Regions from separate parts of the Mus musculus genome. Here region 2 is linked to region 1. Evidence: chromatin loops called from intact Hi-C (ENCODE). Cell type or tissue: left cerebral cortex. All regions are shown on one strand. Each heading gives the region's core, and the rest is flanking DNA. Links, peaks and the distances in the headings are about the cores only. Region 1 holds the start of Eid2 (EP300 interacting inhibitor of differentiation 2). Region 2 has its middle 26 kb from the start of Dyrk1b.

The links. Hi-C counts contacts between places; a loop is a spot of excess contacts. Peaks named below come from ENCODE experiments on the same cell type or tissue, not always from the same donor. Only the 100,000 strongest peaks of a DNase experiment are listed, where the experiment ranks them.
Region 2: it touches region 1 in a loop (2.6-fold over the local background); 8 of 42 quality-filtered maps call a loop at or near these places.

The regions. Positions count from the first base shown.
Region 1 is chr7:28,264,035-28,273,816 of GRCm38, reverse strand. It overlaps Eid2 (EP300 interacting inhibitor of differentiation 2), which reads right to left and starts at 5,936. Exons shown (of 1, transcript NM_198425.2): 1 at 4,649-5,936. The coding sequence starts at 5,862. The coding sequence ends at 5,152. In left cerebral cortex, for the core only: CTCF peaks have their summits at 1,872 (motif pointing left), 4,255 and 6,501 (motif pointing right); DNase peaks (open chromatin) are centred at 5,414 and 6,007; H3K4me3 peaks cover 1,679 bases; H3K27ac peaks cover 913 bases.
Region 2 is chr7:28,201,632-28,211,413 of GRCm38, reverse strand. No RefSeq gene overlaps it. Among named protein-coding and RNA genes, the nearest start is that of Dyrk1b, 26 kb to the right of the region's middle. In left cerebral cortex, for the core only: a CTCF peak has its summit at 4,994 (motif pointing right); DNase peaks (open chromatin) are centred at 2,322, 3,061 and 5,004; H3K4me3 peaks cover 866 bases; H3K27ac peaks cover 478 bases.

The DNA.
Region 1 (9,782 bases), core at 1,197-9,196:
TGACGGCCCTTTCCTCAGGTAAGTCAAACTGACAACCAAGACTGGCCATCAGACTGTCACCCATGAGGGCCATCAGACTGTCACCCATGAGGGCCATCAGACTGTCACTCATGAGGGCCATCAGACTGTCACTCATGAGGGCCATCAGACTGTCACCCATGAGGGCCATCAGACTGTCACCCATGAGGGCCATCAGACTGTCACCCATGGGGGCCATCAGACTGTCACCCATGGGGGCCATCAGACTGTCACCCATGGGGGCCATCAGACTGTCACCCATGGGGGCCATCAGACTGTCTGTCACTCATGAGGGCCTGAAATTTGGGTCTCAGCATCCATGTTAAAGCTGAGCATGGCCACATGTGCTATAACCCCACCTCTGTGAGGTAGAGACAGAAGGAGGCCATCAGCTTAGCTCCAGGTTCAGTGAGAGTCTCAAGGAAAGTGATAGAGGTTACCTGACACCCTCTTCTGGCCTCTGCACATATGGACACACATACACATGTATGTGTACACCACACACATGAACACACACTGAAAAGTTAGAGAAGAATCATCAGACAAACTAACATTATTGAGTGGGGCTGGAGAGATGGCTCAGAGCACTGGCTGCTCCTCTGCCAGACCTGGGTTCAGTTCCCAGCATTCACACAGCAGCTCGGCCTTCTGTAACTGCAGTTCCAGGGGTCAGACGCCCTCCTGTGGCCTCCTTGAGCACCTGGCATTCAAGTACACAGAATTCATGCAGACAACAGATGAGATATCTAGGAACAAACGACTAGACCTGTGAAAGACCAATTTCAGGTGAATTCATCTAACAATATTAATACTCTCCAAATAAAACATTTAGACTCAAGGGTACAAAGAAGCTTTTAAACATCTGTGTGCACGCTTGCTTTCATGCGTGTGCAGGTGCATGCTTATGTGGAGGTTAGAGGTCAACCCCCAGTGCTCCTTGTGATAGTTCAACCTGTCTTCTGTGGCAGGCCTCTTGCTGGAACCCAGGGCTGCTGGCTTGTCAGAGAACGTCAGGAATCCTCTGTCTATACCACCTGTGCTGGGGCTATGAGTGTGTGTCACCTCATCTTTCCTATGTGGGTTTGGGACCAAACCTTGCGAAACAAGTATTCTACAGACTTCTGACCCCAGCCAAGATATTTAGCCAAATATCAAACTTGTGGTGATCCTCCTATGTTCTGAGATTACAGGCATGAGGTCTCACTACTTGGTCTATAAAGTCTTTAAAAAACATGAAAACAGCCAGGCAGTGGTGGTGGCACACACCTTTAAGCCCAGCATGCAGGAGGCAGGGCCAGGCAGATCTGAGTTCTGGGCTTGGTCTACAGAGCAAGTTCCAGGACAGCCAGGACTACACAGAGAGATCTTGTCTTGAAAAAACAAAACAAAAAATAAGTAAAAAATAACGTGCAAACAGATCATTTGAACAGAAAGACCTCTGTAACTTTTTATTCACCATTTATTTTATTTTATCGAGTTTCTCTGAGTAGCCTTGGCTATAGAACAATAGGTCAGGCCTGCCTCTTCTGGGATTAAAGGCAAGGCAAGCACCAACACCACCTAGCTGGAAGAGTTCCATATCTTACCGATGTGGTAGCTCACACCTGTAACCCCAGCCTTTGGAAGATAAGACACGTGAATCCTTAATTTCAGGCTGGCATGGATTAAAAGTGAGATTCTGTCTTGAACCAAATATGACAAAACACAGCTCAAAGGAAAGACTGAGGGGCTGGAGAGATGGCCAGAGGCGGAGGGCGCTTGTTGCTCTTGTAAAGGCCTGAGTTTGGCTTCCAGCATCTCAAAGGTTGCACATAATTCCAGTTCCAAAGCATCCAACGCCCCCTTCTGGCTTTCTGAGGCACTGCATGCACAAAGTGAACATAGATATAAATGGGGGCAACAGCTCAGACACATTAAAGATAAACACTTTAAAATAAAAAGTATCTGATTATAAAATGAAAGGTATATAAAAAGCAGTATCTTAAAGGCAGCAGTTATTCCTAGGTTATATATAAATGTGATTCTAATGAACTAGCAATAACACAGGTGTGGTGGTCACACTTACTCCCAGCACTTGGGAGGCATGGGCAGGCCATCTCTGAATTTGAGGCCAGCCTGGTCTACAGAGGCAGATCCAGGACAGCCAGGGCTACACAGAGAAACCCTGTCTCATCCCCGCCCCCAAGTAAAAATGAGCATAAATAACCAGAAACACTATTACTTCTTTGAATAAATCCCAAGTGGTTCACGATAAAAAAATGAAATCTCCAGAGAAACCCTGTCTTGAAAAACCAAACCAAACCAAACCAAACCAAACCAAATCAAACCAACCAAAACAAAAAACAAACAAACAAACAAAACACAAAACACAAAAAACAAAAACAAACTCAAAACCAAACCCACCAACCAACCAAAAATCCAAAAAAAGAGTAACCTCTCTCATACACACTAATAAAACTTTGGAATTCAAAATTTCGCACAATTTAGGGAAAACAGGAAAAACAAAAACCCCTAACCTTAGTTGACACAAGCCTGGTGGCCTGGTTTGATCTGCTCAACTCACATCGAGAATAAAAATAAAATCTTTCAGAAAAGCCACTTAAATAACTAGAAAAAAATATATTTGTAACTCATATCACAAACTATTGTTATACCTAATGTCACTAATAATAGTAAGCTACTACAGCCATTAAGGGAATTATTAAGGGGAGAAATGGGTAAAAAATGTGGACATTCACCAGGGTGATGGTGGCGCACGCCTTTAATCCCAGCACTTGGGAGGCAGAGGCAGGCAGATTTCTGAGTTCGAGGTCAACCTGGTCTACAGAGTGAGTTCCAGGACAGCCAGAGCTCCACAGAGAAACCCTGTCTCGAAAAAACCAAAACCAAAACAACAACTACAACAAAAATCTGGACAGTCATGAGAGAGGAAAAGGAACTAGATTTTTGTGGTGTGTGTTGGGGGTGGGATCAGACCCAAGAGACTTGTACATTCTAGGCAGGGGCTCTACCACTGAGCCATGCCCCAACCCCTCACTGGGGGATTCTAGGCAGGGGCTCTACCACTGAGCCATGCCCCAACCCCTTACTGGGGGATTCTAGGCAGGGGCTCTACCACTGAGCCACGCCCCCAGCCCCTCACTGGGGGGGTCTAGCCACGCCCCCAGCCCCTCATTGGGGGATTCTAGGCAGGGGCTCTACCACTGAGCCACGCCCCCAGCCCCTCACTGGGGGATTCTAGGCAAGTGTGCTATCATTGACCCACCTTTTGTTTCTTTTTTTTTTCGAGACAGGGTTTCATCGTGTAGCCCTGGCTGTCCTGGAACTCACTTTGTAGACCAGCCTGGCTTTGAACTCAGAAATCTGCCTCTGCCTCCCAAGTGCTGAGATTAAAGGCATTCACCACCACACCGGCTTCACCTTTTCCTTTTTTTTTTTTTTTTTTTTAAGATTTGTTTATTGTATGTAAGTACACTATAGTTGTCTTCAGACACTCCAGAAGAGGGTGCCAGATCTCATTACGGATGGTTGTGAGCCACCATGTGGTTGCTGGGATTTGAACTCAGGACCTCTGGAAGAGCAGTCAGTGCTCTTAACCGCTGAGCCATCTCTCCATCCCCCCACCTTTTCATTCTAAAGTGAAAAGATAACTTACAATAAAAACCTTACAACCGCTATATCTTTTTTTTCTACCGTCAGTCTGGTAAGCACTGTGCATCTGATGGTTGAGCATATTGGCTAGGGAGTCAGAAAACATCCAATTATCGATCACTGGTGGGAGCACCAAGGGGCCAATTAGCTGCATCTGTAAAGTTACAAAGGCAAGCCTTTGGCCCAGGACTGTCACCTCTAGACATCAGGCTACAGAGATTATCAAGAACAAAAAGCCTAAGAAGCTAGTGAGACGAACCGTCAATTTTATGGAAACTTAAAAGACAAACAAAACAAAACAAAACCAGGCGTGGTGGCGCACGCCTTTAATCCCAGCTCTCAGGAGGCAGAGGCAGGCGGATTTCTGAGTTCGAGGCCAGCCTGGTCTACAAAGTGAGTTCCGGGACAGCCAGGGCTATAAAGAGAAACCCTGTCTCGAAAAAACCAAAAAACCCCAAAAAGTAGTAGGTATATAACACCATCAAGTATAAGACTTATTCCACCTTGGGATGGTAGACATGAAAAATGTGTTCAGAACGGAAGCAGTATGTGCCTGCCCACGGGCCCGTTGGTGTGCGCAGGCGCCAACCTACCAGAGGTGGCGCCATACTGCCAGGAGAAACCGATGGGAAAAAGCCCACCGTCCACCAGTATATTCCTGGTTCATAACAGCATAACCACAAAATATAGCCCTAAGGAGTAAATATACTGGTCGGGAAGGTTCTTCACGGTATCTTCATAAGAAATCACAATATCCAAACCAAAATCTGTCAACTCTGCTGAGAAATAAAATGTGTATAAAAAAGGAAACAAGGACGGAAACTGCCTTCAGAGGCTGCATGAGGCATGGGGACAAGGAGAGAAGGACAGAAGACTCTCAATCCTTCATAGTCTTGGGACTTAGGAATAGATTAATTACAAAGCAATGACGGAAAAAAAAAACTTTTGAAAAATGGAAAATAAAATCCCAGAAAATTGGTATGTTTGGAAACACGATTTATCACATACTATATACAATATTTATGTTGTTCGCCATTCACAATGTCTGAGACACAAAATCCCTCTTACACTATACACGCTTGTTGACGCTGACGTGAAGACTTTGCCTGCTCTGACAAGGTCAAGTTCTCCACAGAAACCTCGTCCTAAAACCAGCTTTCTCTTCGAGTCTTCTTCGTCGTGGGCTCTACTACTGGCAATTTTAAGTCTTTACAGTTTTACAAAACCGTCCTTTACTTATTAACGAAGCCACGAGGATGGACCTTTTCCATAACACAAGAAATTTCAACTGATCATAAACTCAAGAAACGGTAGGAGTCTACGATGCTTTCCCTCCCCACCCCCAATTTTCTGACGCTTTTCCTCCCTCTGAGGAAGCGCTGCCTCTCAAGATCCGTTTGATTTCTTAAAACCAAGTTGCAGGATGGGGTTTCACTTGGATGCGGAGGTCTTGGTGCCGTGCCCTCCCCGCAGTCCGACTCTTCACTCTCTGTGGATGAACTTATCGCAACCCAGTTCTTCTATTAGAGGATTGATCACCTCTGATGCAGTCAGGGCTATGGTAAACGTTAAAATGTCAAAATCCACCCTCTGGGGGTTACGCAGGTACTCTATGTCGAAGGCTGCCTCCCTGGCTCGGCAGGCCTCCACGAAGCGCCGCCGGCGCTCCTCCAGCTCCTGGATCCGGCCGGGGGCGATCGGGTAGTTCTCCAGGTAGTGGCGCAGGAACTGCTGGTAATTGATGCCCAAGACGCTGAGGGGGTGGCGGAAGCGCATGTACGGCATCGCCGCCAGGCCGCCCGCCCTGGACCGGGGCCTGCCCTCCGGAGCCTCCTCCTCCAGCGGATCGCCCAGCAGCCGGGCCACCTCTGCCATCCGGGCTTCCCTGGACGCCGCCGCCGCCGCCGGGCCTTCGCGGGCCGCTGCGCCGCCCCGGGGCGCCGCCCCAGGGCCTCCTCGGGCCGCCGCCGCCCTGCCTTCCCGGGCTGCAGCCACCCGGCCTCCCCTGGCAGCCGCCGCCGGGGCTGCGGGGCCTTCCCGGGCCGCCGCCATTGGGCGTCCCCGGGTCTCCCCAGGTCGCGCCGGACCCGGGAGCGCACGCCGCCCGCCGCCTACCTCGGCCTGCGGGAGCCGGCGGTCGCGGCTCGCTGCTCCCGTCTGCGGGGCGCTGCTGACTGCGGGCAGCTGCGACATGTCGGACCGCGGGGTCAGCACCGCTGCTCGCTGAGACCCGGGAAGAACGGGGCCGTGAGGCGCGGGGCGTGCACGCGAGGGCGCGTCCACGAGCGCAATGCGCACGGGTAGGGGGTCGCGTGTCTCGCCGTCTGCGCAGGCGTAGCTCCAACGGCGAAGCCGAGGAGCAGTGCGCACGCGTGTCCTCCGGGCATTTGCTGGCGAGCCTTGAGATTGCTACCTAGCAGTCAGAAGAGCGGTTGCATCCTTTCTGTTGAAGGGGGGGGGTCTCTTTCACATTTCTACCAATCGGTTTAAGTTTCTAAATTTAATTTTAGTTTTAAAATTAGTCTTTAAAGTTTTCTTGCCGGGCGTGGTGGCGCGCGCCTTTAATCCCAGCACTAGGGAGGCAGAGGCAGGCAGATTTCTGAGTTCAAGGCCAGCCTGGACTACAGAGTGAGTTCCAGGACAGCCAGGACTATACAGAGAAACCCTGTCTCGAAAAAACCAAAAAAAAAAAAAAAAAAAACCAAAAAAAAAAACAAAAACAAAAAAAAGTTTTCTTTATTTGTATGTATTTTATTTTATGGGCATGATGGTTTGCTTCCATGTTTATATGTGTACCACATAATACAATGCCAACAGAAGCCAGAAGAGGGCGCTGGATCCTCTGGAACTGGAGTTACGGAAACCCTGCTGGGTGCTGTGATTAAACCTTTACCAGAGTAGCCAGTGCTCTTAACCTTGCAGCCAGGTCTCTGGTCTCTTGGTTGTGTTTTTGAAACAGTTTCACGAAGCTCAGACTGCTAAGGATGGCCTTGAACTCCTGATCTTCCTGCCTCTGCTTCTTGAGTCTAGGATGATAGGCATGTCTCACTATGCCTCGATAGTTAACTAACCTAGTACAGGTTATTATTAACTATACTAACCTATTAACTCTACTATGATTTATCAATTAAAGGCAAAACATAAATAGATAGACTTACAACTGAACCATAAAGGCCAACAAGATGGCTCAGTGGGTAAAGTCACTTTCCCCAAAATCTGATGACTACTTGTGTTCAATCCCAGAAACCCACATGGTGGAAGGAAAAAAATGACACCCAAAAGTTGTTCTCTGAAGTCTTCGTGCGTGCGAACATGTTGAGAAAAGAACGGGACAGTAAGGGAGAGCAGGCGTGTCCTGTGAGTCGGCTGCTCACAGGGCACTCGAGACCTTTGGTGACTGCTCAACATTTTGATGTATACTAGCAGCCACGTCCTTCCCGTCACTTATGTCATTTAGTCAATTATCTGCTTTCCTTTGTGGATTCTTTTAAATATCACTCTTTCCCCAAGTCAGACCCCGAGTTGTGAACACAACTTTTGGAAAGCGAAGCGGCTCTAGCTGTCCAGAGCTTGGCAAACACGGCTCTGGCAGGCCTTGCCCTTCTCTCCTGTTCCCAATGCTTTGCTAAGAAAACTGTAAGATCACATCCTCCTCCTGAAGCTGGCTATCAAGGTCCAGCTATCAAAGCACTGAAGTCCAGCAATCAAAAGCTCCCTTTGCCTATCCAAATCAACCTGTCCAATCAAAATTAAACACCTCATCCTATCACGGGGGTTTCCCTTTGAGCCTTTACTAATTGCCATTTGCAGAATGTGCCGCATCTGTCTCCTCTCTATCCCAGTCCTTTGCCTCATTCTAGAGAAATCCCCCCTCTCTCTTGCTCCCTCCCCCTTGCCTCCTCCTCTATCTCCAGCATTTATCTCTTATTCCCTGCCCTTGTCTCTCTGGGGCAAATAAATCTCTTTTGTAGGAGACCTTGGTCTTGAAGTATCCTGAGCTAATGCTGATCTCTTACAGAAACTGTAGGGCCCCCCCCAACCCCCACCCCATCCCCGCCAGACTGTCTGGTGCTTTCCAGGTGGCATTTAAGTGTCTATGTCTTACTGAGATTGCATAATTCAAGGTCTAACACGGATGCAAACGAAGGGGAATCTGAGGGCATGCTCAGGTAGGATGCATACAATGCCTCTGCTTCTCGCACACTGTAGGAGGAGCTGTCACGAGAGAAGAGCCTGTTGCCATGCTCTTTGGCAGTTGTGCATGTGCCCACTGTTCTCACACGCGCTATTGTCTCGCCAGCAAGAACACACGTGTGAGAAACCGGATCCTTCTGCAGCAACTTTATTACACCAGTTTCAACATGAAGAGGAAGACCCCAAGCATCAAAAAGGCGCTGCTTATATACACCTTAGTGTGGCGTGTCCACACCTGATTGGCTGCTCTCCCAGAGCCGCATCACCACTCCCCGGGATGGGCCGTGACTTGGCACGAAAAACACTCTCACACATGCGCACATTGCTTGTTTACCAATTAAGCCACACAGGCACAGCGGAAACCGCTTCCCACACACTGTGATGTAATTTGATCGGTACATTTAGTCACATTAGTCATTAGTGACTAAACATTAGTAACATCGAGTTACCACAATGAGACCGGAGGTAGCCAATATATAAGGAGGTTTATTTAGCCCAGAATTCCGAAGGTTCAGTCAAAGATTGAGCATCTCACTGCTGTAGGCCATTGCTAAGGGCATATCATTTGGGGAGTGCATGGTGGAGAGAACCCTTTGCATCATGAACCATGAAGCAGAGAGAATGACAAGACCAAGTCCCACGGTTGCTTTTGGGAGCATGTCCCCACAACCTAAGAACCTCATATAAAGTCATTGTCTTAGGGTTTCTACTGCTGTGAAGAGACACTATGGCCACAAGAACTCTGTTTGTTTGTTTGTTTGTTTGTTTGTTTGTTTGAGACAGGGTTTCTCTGTGTGGCCCTGGCTGTCCTGGAACTCACTCTGTAGACCAGGCTGGCCTCATACTCAGAAATCTACCTGCCTCTGCCTCCCAAGTGCTGGGATTAAAGGCATGTGCCACAAGAACTCTTATAAAGAAAAGCAGTTGGGGCTGGCTTACAGTTTCAGAGGCTTAGTCCATTATCATCATGGTGGGAACCATGGAGGTAAGTATGCAGACACGGTGTCGGAGAAGGAGCTGAGAGTTCAACGTCTTGATCTGCAGGCAGGAAACAAAGACTGTGTCACTACAAAACCTGCCTCCAGTGACACATGTCCACCAATAAACCCAAACCTACTCCAAAAAGGCCACACCTCCTAATAATGCTACTTCCTATGGACCAAGCATAAACACATACCAGTCTGTGGGGACCATTCCTACTCACTCAGTTGTGTTTTGTAAAGGCTCACAGCACCCCCCTGGAGCATCCTAAGAACCAAGTCTTTAACATGTAGACTTTGAAGGGTACTCATGCAAACTGTAGAAATAGTATGAAAGGGGCTCAGGTGGCAGTAGCCCAGTGGTGAACAAGTTGTATGACAGTTTTCTCTGAGAGGGAAACATTCCAGTCTTCAGGGAAGCTCCTTAAGCAGGAAGGCAAATATCTCAAAATGGCTTCAGGAAGTCCCTGAAACTGACCAGACTCGCTAGGCCTCTCCTTCCCAAAGTAAACAAGCTGCTGAGAGTCACTCTCAGACAAGCAAAGCTGCAAAGAAGACTCCTAGACCAGACCAGCTGCCTGGAGGAAGCAGAAACCAGCTAAGCTGCCTGGAAGAGGTTTAGACCAATTGAATCACTTGGAAGGACACTCTCCAACCTATTTAGCTGTCTGTCTCCAGGGTGTGCGGTGGGCTCCAGCTTCTCAGCTTTGTAAGCTGTCACTCATGCTGGATCGAGCTTTGGTGATACAGCTTGTCTGTAAGTCATTTCTGCTCCTGTAAGTAACACCAATAGAACTCACTGGTTCACCAAGTTCGACTTTGGTGATATCTGTACTGATCTGTTGTGGGCTCTGAAAGGATCAGTATTGGCTCAGGACGCCCAAGACCAAGTGTGTATCCAGCATCTCTTACCCGCAAAACCGTCACTCCAGCCCTTGC
Region 2 (9,782 bases), core at 907-8,906, 62 kb after region 1:
TACAGGTTTCCTTTGGGTAAGAAGGGAACAGGGGGAATGACGATGTCTGGAATTATGACTGATGGCTGCAAGACACTGGGGACATGTGCAATTACTGAACTTGTGTGTGTGTGTGTCTGTCTGTCTTTGAGATAGAGACTCATTCTATACCTGGGGCTCATCTGGGATGCATGGCAATCATCCTACAGCGGCGTCCCAAGGACTGGAGTTACAGGTGTAGGCCACCATGTCTGGCTTTCAAGAGTGAATGCTACAATACATAAATTATGTCTCAGTCTGTGCCACCAAGACGTTTCCTTCAGATATGTGCAGTCTATGATATATCAATCACATGTGATAAAGATGTGTAAATCAGGGCCAGGCGAGATGGCCATCAGTTCTGTTAGCCACTGGGCCATCCTGTGTTTTCTAACATGTTTATCTCCTGGGAGCTCACTGATCTTTGTGGGTAGGCCTCCTGAAGAGGGTGTCAGATCTCATTACAGGTGGTTGTGAGCCACCTTGTGGTTGCTGGGATTTAAACTCCGGACCTTCGGAAGAGCAGTCAGTGCTCTTTCCTGCTGAGCCATCTTGCCAGCCTGACCTTCCTCTTTAAAAGATTAGTTTTTCAAGATATATGGGGTGTTTTCAGCTATGCTCATAAAATAGTGTTTTGGGAGGTAGGGTCTTGCTCTATAGCCCGTGCTGATCTTGAACTGAGGGCAATCCTCTGGCCTCAGCTTCTGAAAATGTAGGATTATATGTGTGAGCCACCGTACATTTTCTGCTCACTTTTCTCTGTCCACTACTGGCGCTCCCACAAAGAGAATTTGTAATTCATATGAATGGATTTGTTCATTTTTTTCATATTCTTTTCTCTCTCTGTTCTTTATACTACATAATTGCTACCTTGAAGTTTGAATAACACTTTCCTGTTATTTTTGGATCGACTGTTGCTTCTCTAGGAAACTTGTGTGCTGGCTAAAGAAGCTCCATTTTAGGCTAGGTATCCATCTTGGTATTCAGTAGCCATTTGTCTCCGACTCCAGTCCCTGGAAGTTAAGTTCCCATAACTCTGTGATGCTCGCCCAAAGTGTACAGCCATGGCGAGCTGCTCATCATGATATGACTGACTGCTTTGTTTTGCTTCTGTAACTTCCTTACACAGATACCAAAGATTGTTCTGAGTCGCCTTAAGCGCTCAACTTTGTAGAATTGAACAGTTTTTTGCTTGCTTGTGTAGATATTGAAGGTCTGCATGTGGCTTTCCCCTTATTTATTTATTTTTAAGATTTATTTATTTTATCTTATGTATGCGAGTACACTGTAGCTGTACAGATGGTTGTGAGCCTTCATGTGGTTGTTGGGAACTGAATTTTTTTTTAGAAACTTTGCTCACTCCGGTTATTCCCACCTACTCAGTCCCTGCTTGCTCTGGCCCAAGGATTGATTTATTATACATAAGTATAATAAATTAATATAATAAAAGGATTGATATTATATATAAGTACACTGTAGCTGTCTTCAGACACTCCAGAAGAGGGCGTCAGATCTCATTACCAGTGGTTGTGAGCCACCATGTGGTTGCTGGGATTTGAACTCCAGACCTTCGGAAGAGCAGTCAGTGCTCTTACCCACCGAGCCATCTCGCCAGCCCAGCCTTCCCCTTTAAAAATCCTTCTCCACCTCCTATGTTTTTGCAGTTAGTCGAAAAATCTTAGCCCGGCATGGTGGCGCACACCTTTAATCTCAGCACTCAGGAGGCAGAGGCAGGCGGATTTCTGAGTTTGAGGCCAGCCTAAAATCTTTTAATTATAATGGACTGTGTCTCTGGTCTTTTCCCAGGGCTCACAAACTTGGACTTGACTCTGTTTTATTTTTTGAGCCCCACGTTTGCACATTTGTTCTATTTTTAACATTTTATATATTTTTTTAAGATTTGTTTTGTTTGGGTGTGTGTGCGCGTGCGTGCACGTGAGTGCACATGTGTGACTATGTGTATCTGAATACAGATACTCACGGAGGCCAGGGACATCAGATCCCCTGAAGTTAGGTTCTGAGTAGTGAGCTTCTCCGTGTGGGCCCTGGGAACTTCAGCTCTGCAAGAGCAATGTGCACAATCTCTAGCCCTGAGCAGGACACACTCTTAGCTGCTCGACCGTCTTTCCAGCCTCTTTAAAGGTTTGTCTTATCGTCAATTATGGGAAGTGGAGGTTTCTGGTTTCTTTGGAGATTCAGTTGTGTCACGTGGTGTTTCTTCTGGCGCTGTTGTGTGAGAGAATGTTTTGCTGAAGCAGATGCTTGAGAGAGCGCATGACGTTTGGAAAGAGTGTAAGTAGAACCCACAGTGAGAGCATGCGCAGTTCCGTTGCAACACCGCATGCGCAATGCTTTGCTGCTCCTCGCTGCTCTTCACTTTGGAGAGAGAAAAGCGCCAAAGAACTTCTCATGAGTGATTTCTTGCTGCTTCCGCTGACTCCCGCCGATTCGGTGGCTGGATCTGCTGGATCGAGTCACTGCTACTCATTCGTGTTTGGTGTTTGGGCTGGACTGCTGATAACCTGACCACAAAGATTGGAATCACCCCAAAGAACTACTTCTAATCAGGTCCACAGCCCCCGTTTCCTAGCAACCTCTTTCTCCTCTAACCTCTGGTTGGGGTGCTAGAGGGCAGGTTGAAGTGTTTAAGAACCATAAATAAAATAGGTTTAGGAAAATCTAAGCCTACAAATTTTATGTGTCTCCTGGCTTGTCTCTATGTGGAGATGTGCAAGTAAGCACAGGCATTTGAAAATGCCCGAGGGTGTTGGATCCCCTGGCACTGCGGTTACAGTGCTGTCACCCATGCGAGTGTTGGAAACTGCACGTGGGTTCCGTGGTAAAGCAGTCTGCACTTTGAGTTTCTAGGCAGTCTCTCCAGGTCCCCATCTGTTCTATTTCCTAATGTTTCTTTATTGTTACTCTGGACTTGATCACATTTTCTTTTTACTATTTTATCCATTTAAAGAACCTTAAACACTGTTTAAGATGTACAGCTATTCTGGAACTCAATCTGGCTGTTTCTCAGAAAACTGGAAATAGTTCTACCCGAACACCCAGCTATATAGCTCCTGGGCACATACTCAAAAGATGCTCTACCATACCACAAGGACAGGTGCTCCACTATGTTCATAGCAGCTTTACTCATAAATGCCAGAAACTGGAGACAAGTCAGATTTCCCTCAACTGAAGAACGAATAAAGCAAATGTGGATCTTTTACATAATGGAATACTATTGAGTGATTAAAAACAAGGACATCAGGCTGTTGAGATGGCTCAGCGGTTAAGAGCACTGACTGCTCTTCCATAGGTCCTGAGTTTAATTCCCAGCAACCACATGGTGGCTCACAACAATTTGTAATGAGATCTGACACCTTCTTCTGGCACTTCCGAAAACAGCTACAGTGCACTTATGTATAGTAATAAATAAATCTTGTGTCAGAGTGAGCAGGGCTGACCGGTGCGAGCAGAGGTCCTAAAAATTCAATTCCTGTCCGGGCAGTGGTAGCGCACACCTTTGATCCCAGCACTTGAGAGGCAGAGGCAGGTGGATTTCTGAGTTTGAGGCCAGCCTGGTCTACACAGTGAGTTCTAGGACAGCCAGGGCTATACAGAGAAACCCTGTCTCGAAAAAAAAAAAATCAATTCCCAACAATCACAGGAAGGCTTACAACCATCTCTTCAGCTACCCATATACATAAAATAAATAAATCTTTAAAAATAAAACCAAAAAATAAAAATTTTGCAGGCAAATGGATGGAACTAGAAAATATCATCCTAAGTGAGGTAACCCAGACCCAAAAGGACAGGTGTGGTGTTGAGGCCTGCCCACCCTAGCATAGCTGTAGCCATTTTGTTTCATGCCTGCCAGTCATTAACACAGAAAAATAACTCGACTCAGAGCAGGGTCATGCTGACCACATACCCTGTTATGTTCTGTAGGTTATGAGGTTTGTTAATCTTAAGAAATTCCACAAAGCTTTACATAAGATCCATCAAATCAAATGTCAATATGAACTGTTAAGTCTGAAATATCCTGAGTTATAGCAGACTACCAGGCAGCACTTCCTGTACCCATGGATGGCTCATTGTGGGTTTTGTGGGTTTTGTTTTTCCTTTTCCTTTATAAGCTGACAGAGAAAGATGTTCGGGGACCAGAGCCTCAGCTACAACCCTGATGGATCAGAATCAGGGTATGCATTCAATAAACCATCCCTGTCTGACTGAGCTCAGTGTTTGTGTGGTTTGTGGGGCGACTTACAGACCCCAACACATGGTACATACTCACTGATAAGTGGATATTAGCCATAAAGTACAAAATACCCATGATATACCCCACGGACCCAAAGACATTAAATAAGAGGGAAGGCCCAAGCAAGGATGCTTGGATCACAGTTAGAAGGGGAAACAAAACAGTCATAGGAGGCAGAGGGAGGGAGAACTGGGTGGGAGAGGGGAGTGAGAGGGGAATGGAGAGGCGGGATCGGGTGCAAAGGGAGACAGGAGAGAGGCCCAGAGGGCCAGGAGAATGAATAGAAATCTGCAGCTGTGGGGGTGGAGTAAAGTATGGGGGTATGGGGTGGAGTGGGGAGGGGAGAATCTCTAGGAAGTCCCAGAGACCTGGGATAGGAGAGGCTCCCAGGAGTCAGTGTAGGTAATGTTAGCTGAGATGCCTAACAGTGGGGACATGGAGCCTGAAGAGGGCACCTCCTTTAGCCAGGCAGGACTCCCAGTAGAGGGATAAGGACACCATCTCGCCCAAAAAACTTTTGATCAAAAATTTATCCTATCTAAAAGAAATGCAGGAATGGAGCAGAGACCAAATAAAAGGCCAACAAATAACTGGACCAATAAGAAACCCAAACCATGGACAAGCATCCATCACTGCATTGTTAATAATATTCTGTTCTGCTTGCAGACAGGAGCCTAGCATGACTGTCCTCTGAGAGGCTCCACTCAGCGGTGGGCTGAAACAGATGCAGTTACCCACAGACAGACACCAGATGGAGGTCGGGGACACTTATGGAGGAGTTGGGGGAAGAACTGAAGGCCCTGAAGTAAGTGGGAACCCTATAGGGAGACCAACAGAGTCAAGAAACCTGGACCACTGGGAGCTTCAGAGTCTGAGCCACCAACCAAAGAGCATACAAGGGCTGGAACTAGGCCCTGGGCGTGTATGTAGCTTCATGGCTGCCCTGTCTGGTCTCAATGGGAGAGGATGCGCCTAACCTTTCAGAGACTTGAAGTGCCAGGATTGGGGAGTACCTGGGGGAGGGCACCCTCTCAAAGGAGAAGGGGAAGGGAGATCAGAGAAGGAGCAGCATTTGGGATGTAAATTAATTAATTAATTAATTTTAAAAAAGAAATTTAAAAACTGTTAGTGTGTGTGTGTGTTCTGGGACTGCAGGGTACACCACACCAGGCTTCATGGGTGGTTCTGACACATACCACACATACCACAATTTTGAAAGTGATTTTCTTTAAATATAAGGAATATGCAGAAGAGAGGCTTGAAAAGGTTCTAAGAACCAGGGGTGGTGGACAGTTTTCAAGAAAACAGCATTCCAGACACAAGGCAGGTGCACATATGAACTCAGAGACGGTGACAGCATCCACAGGACTTGTGCAGCGTAGGCCAGACAAATCCCTGCATGGAGGAGGGACAGTGGGCACAAGTCCCATCCCTAGCCAAAAAGCTATTCATAAACTACAGCCTCTGGGAGAGGGAATTTCTTCAATGGAGAGACAGAATTCACATCAACCACACCCTAGGGCAGGCCCCATGCTCAGTAAGTAGTAGGCTAAAACAAATTCGACTCTCATGTTTTTTTCAGTGCCTTTTTTTTTCCTGTTTCCTTCCCCCACCCCCACCCTGCTTGAAACAGGGTTTCTTTGTGTAACAGGGTTTCCTGAACCTTCACTTTGTAGGTCCTCCTGCCTTTGCCTCCTGAGTGCTGGATTAAAGATGGATGCTACCACTGCCCATGGGATGGGTCTCAATTTGAGTCAATTATTGATTGACCATTCCCCCAGTGTCTGCTCCATCCCCAATCATTGCATTTGGACACACAGGGTATGTTCTCTCTTGTAAGTGGATATTAGCTATAAAATACAGGATGCCCATGCTGAACTCCAGACACAAGGAGGCTGGACAGGAAGCACAAGCAAGAATGCTTGAGTCTCACTTGGAAGGGGAATGGAAAGGTGGTGGAAGGCAGATGGAGGGAGGGAGCTGGGTGGGAGAGGGGGAAAGGGAGTGTGTGTGGGGGTTGGGGTTGGGCTGGGGAGGGCAGGGGGATGGCCTGATGGCCATGAGAATGAATGGAAATCTGCAACTGACAGAGGTGGGGAGGCATGGGACATCTCCAGGAAGAGATGGAGACCTGGGATAGGGGAGGCATGGGACATCTCCAGGAAGAGATGGAGACCTGGGATAGGGGAGGCATGGGACATCTCCAGGAAGAGATGGAGACCTGGGATAGGGGAGGCATGGGACATCTCCAGGAAGAGATGGAGACCTGGGATAGGGGAGGTGTCCAGGAATCAATGGAGGTGTTCTTAGTTGTGATTCACAGCACTAGGGACATGGACCCTGAGGAGGCTGCCTCCTGTGGCCAGGCAGGAACCCCAGTGGAGGGATAGGGACAATAACACACACACAAAACTTTTAACCCAGAACTTACCATCTTTCTTTTTTTCTCTTCTCTTCTCTTCTCTTCTCTTCTCTTCTCTTCTCTTCTCTTCTCTTCTCTTCTCTTCTCTTCTCTTCTCTTCTCTTCTCCTCTCCTCTCCTCTCCTCTCCTCTCCTCTCCTCTCCTCTCCTCTCCTCTCCTCTCCTCTTCTCCCCTCCCCTCCCCTCCCCCTTCTCTTCTCTTCCCTCTCCCTCCCTCCCTCCCTCCCTCTTTCTTTCTTTCTTTCTTTCTTTCTTTCTTTCTTTCTTTCTTTTCTTTCTTTCTTTTTTTTTTTTGAGACAGGGTTTCTCTGTGTATCCCTGGCTGTCCTGGAACTCACTCTGTAGACCAGGCTGGCATCAAACTCAGAAATCTGCCTGCCTCTGCCTCCCAAGTGCTGGGATTAAAGGCATGCGCCATCACACCTGGCTCATCTTTCTTTTTTTAAGAGAGAACATGGAGTTGGGTCAAAAAGGATCTGGGAGGAGTTAGGGAATGGAAAAGAATATATTACAAAATACTATATAAAATTACCATTTATAAGATGATATAATTATACTATACAGTAGTATAATAGTATATATTATATAAAATTATAAAATTCTATATAAAATAAACATTTTAAAAGATTAAAAATTAAGCAAACAAACAGCAAAACAAAACGAGGGATTGGGGGGACAGTTCAGCAGTTAAGAGCACTGACTGCTCTTCCAGAGGACCTGGGTTCAGTTCCCAGCACCCACACACGTGACAGCTCCCAACTCTCTTATCTTCAGCCCTAGGGCATCTGATGCCCTCTTCTGACCTCTGCAGGAACTGCATGCACTCATTGTCTAGACATATAAACAGGTTTAAAAAAAAAAAAAAGGAGCGCGCGCACACACACACACACACACACACACACACACACACACACACACACGAGCCAAAGACCACTGTTAGGCAAAACCTCGAGTTCTTCTCACAGGTCCACACATTCATTCCACCCCCAACCCGACCCCAGTGACCCTTGCTCATGCTCTGCTCAGCCACACTGACCTTTGGGTCCCAGCCAGGAAGGCCGAGTTACACTTTGGAAGAGGTTTAATTGGCTCTTTATTTAAGACAGCTCGTATTAGCAGGTCCCCTGGGGATTGAGTAAGGACTTGGGTGGGACACCTGGGGTTCCAGGGATGATGTGGTAACTGCAGCTCCCCAGGGGTTGGGAAGAAAGGCAGCTACTTATATAAGAAAGCTGGAGCCATTTCTGAAAGGCGCCAAAAAAGGAGCAGGAGCGGTGGAGAGAACCATCAATCAGGTGCTCTGAACAGGTGGAGGCTGGGGCGGCTCGCAGCCGAAAGCCCTGCTCAGAGCTCCAGTTACCAGCTGTGGGAATCTAAGCGTGACAGCTGAAGCCAAAGGGGAGGGAGAAGGGACAGAGGCCTGAGTCAGGGGAAACATCGACTGTGGAGCACCTGAGGTGAGGAGCCACCAGGCAGGGAGCTGAAGACCAGTACTCACAAGCATCCCGTGCCGTGGGTCAGAAGCAGCAACGTGATCAAAGGCTTCTTAGAATCGTGTTCTCGAGCTTCCCCTACTGAGTGTCTGGCAGGGAAAAGAAGGGACACCAACCTTCTTCAAAATCTTCTTCTTGGTCTCCCCCAAGCCCCATCTGTGAGGGCTGAACACAGAGCCTCCTGAATATTGGTCAGAGTTCTACCACTGAACCACGCCCCCAGCCCCTCACTGGGGGATTCTAGGCAGGGGCTCTACCACTGAGCCACGCCCCCAGCCCCTCACTGGGGGATTCTAGGCAGGGGCTCTACCACTGAGCCACGCCCCCAGCCCCTCACTGGGGGATTCTAGGCAGGGGCTCTACCACTGAGCCACGCCTCCAGCCCCTCACTGGGGGATTCTAGGCAGGGGCTCTACCACTGAGTCACACCCCCAGCCCCTCACTGGGGGATTCTAGGCAGGGGCTCTACCACTGAGCCACGCCCCCAGCCCCTCACTGGGGGATTCTAGGCAGGGGCTCTACCACTGAGCCACGCCCCCAGCCCCTCACTGGGGGATTCTAGGCAGGGGCTCTACCACTGAGCCACGCCTCCAGCCCCTCACTGGGGGATTCTAGGCAGGTGCTCTACCACTGAGCCATGCCCCCAGCCCCTCACTGGGGGATTCTAGGCAGGTGCTCTACCACTGAGCCATGCCCCCAGCCCCTCACTGGGGGATTCTAGGCAGGTCTTCTGATGCTGAGTTGTATATCCAGTCTTTATTTTCTTTTGGGCCTTTTTTTTTTTTTTAATTTAAATTTCTTGAGACAGGGTCTCACTATACAACTCTGGCTGGCATGGAACTTGATATGTGGCTAAGACTGGGTTGCAATTCAAAGATCCACTTGCTTCTGTCTCTCAAGTGGTGGGATTAAAGGCATGCACCCCCATGCCCAATTTTTCTTTTTTCTATCCTCTTTTTTGTGTGGGTGGGGAGGAAGGGTTTGGTACAGGGTTTCTCTGTGTAGTCCTGTCCTGGAACTCAAGGTCTGTAGGCCAGGCTGGCCTTGAACTCATAGAGATCTGCCTGCCTCTGCCTCCTGAGTACAGGGATTATTAAAAGCACGTGCCAAGGCTGGTGAGATGGTTCAGTGGTTAAGAGCAATGACTGCTCTTCCTGAGTTTAAATCCCAGCAACCACATGGTGGTTCACAACCTTCTGTAATGGGGATCTGATGCCCTCTTCTGGTGTGTCTGAAGACAGCGACAGCGACAGTGTGCTCACTACGTAAAATTAAATCTTAAAAAAAAAAAAAAAGAAAAGCATGTGCCACTATGCCCAGAATTTTTGTTTTTAAATAAAAAGATCACAACCCAAAGCAGGAAAAAAAGTCTCCTTAAGTTGTTCAGGTTGATTTTGCGTTCAGAAATTCACCGTGGCTACAGCCAGGTAGACTTTGAACTTGAGGTCCCCAAGTACCCGGGATTACAAGACTGTACTAATAGGGCTGGTGGCTTTTGTTCCCTTTTGCTATGTAATAATTTCTGTTTTTGTTTTATCAAATTTTGTTTGACAGTTTTAAGCAAATCTCGCATCTTTGGTTCCTCGCTCCTCCCCGTC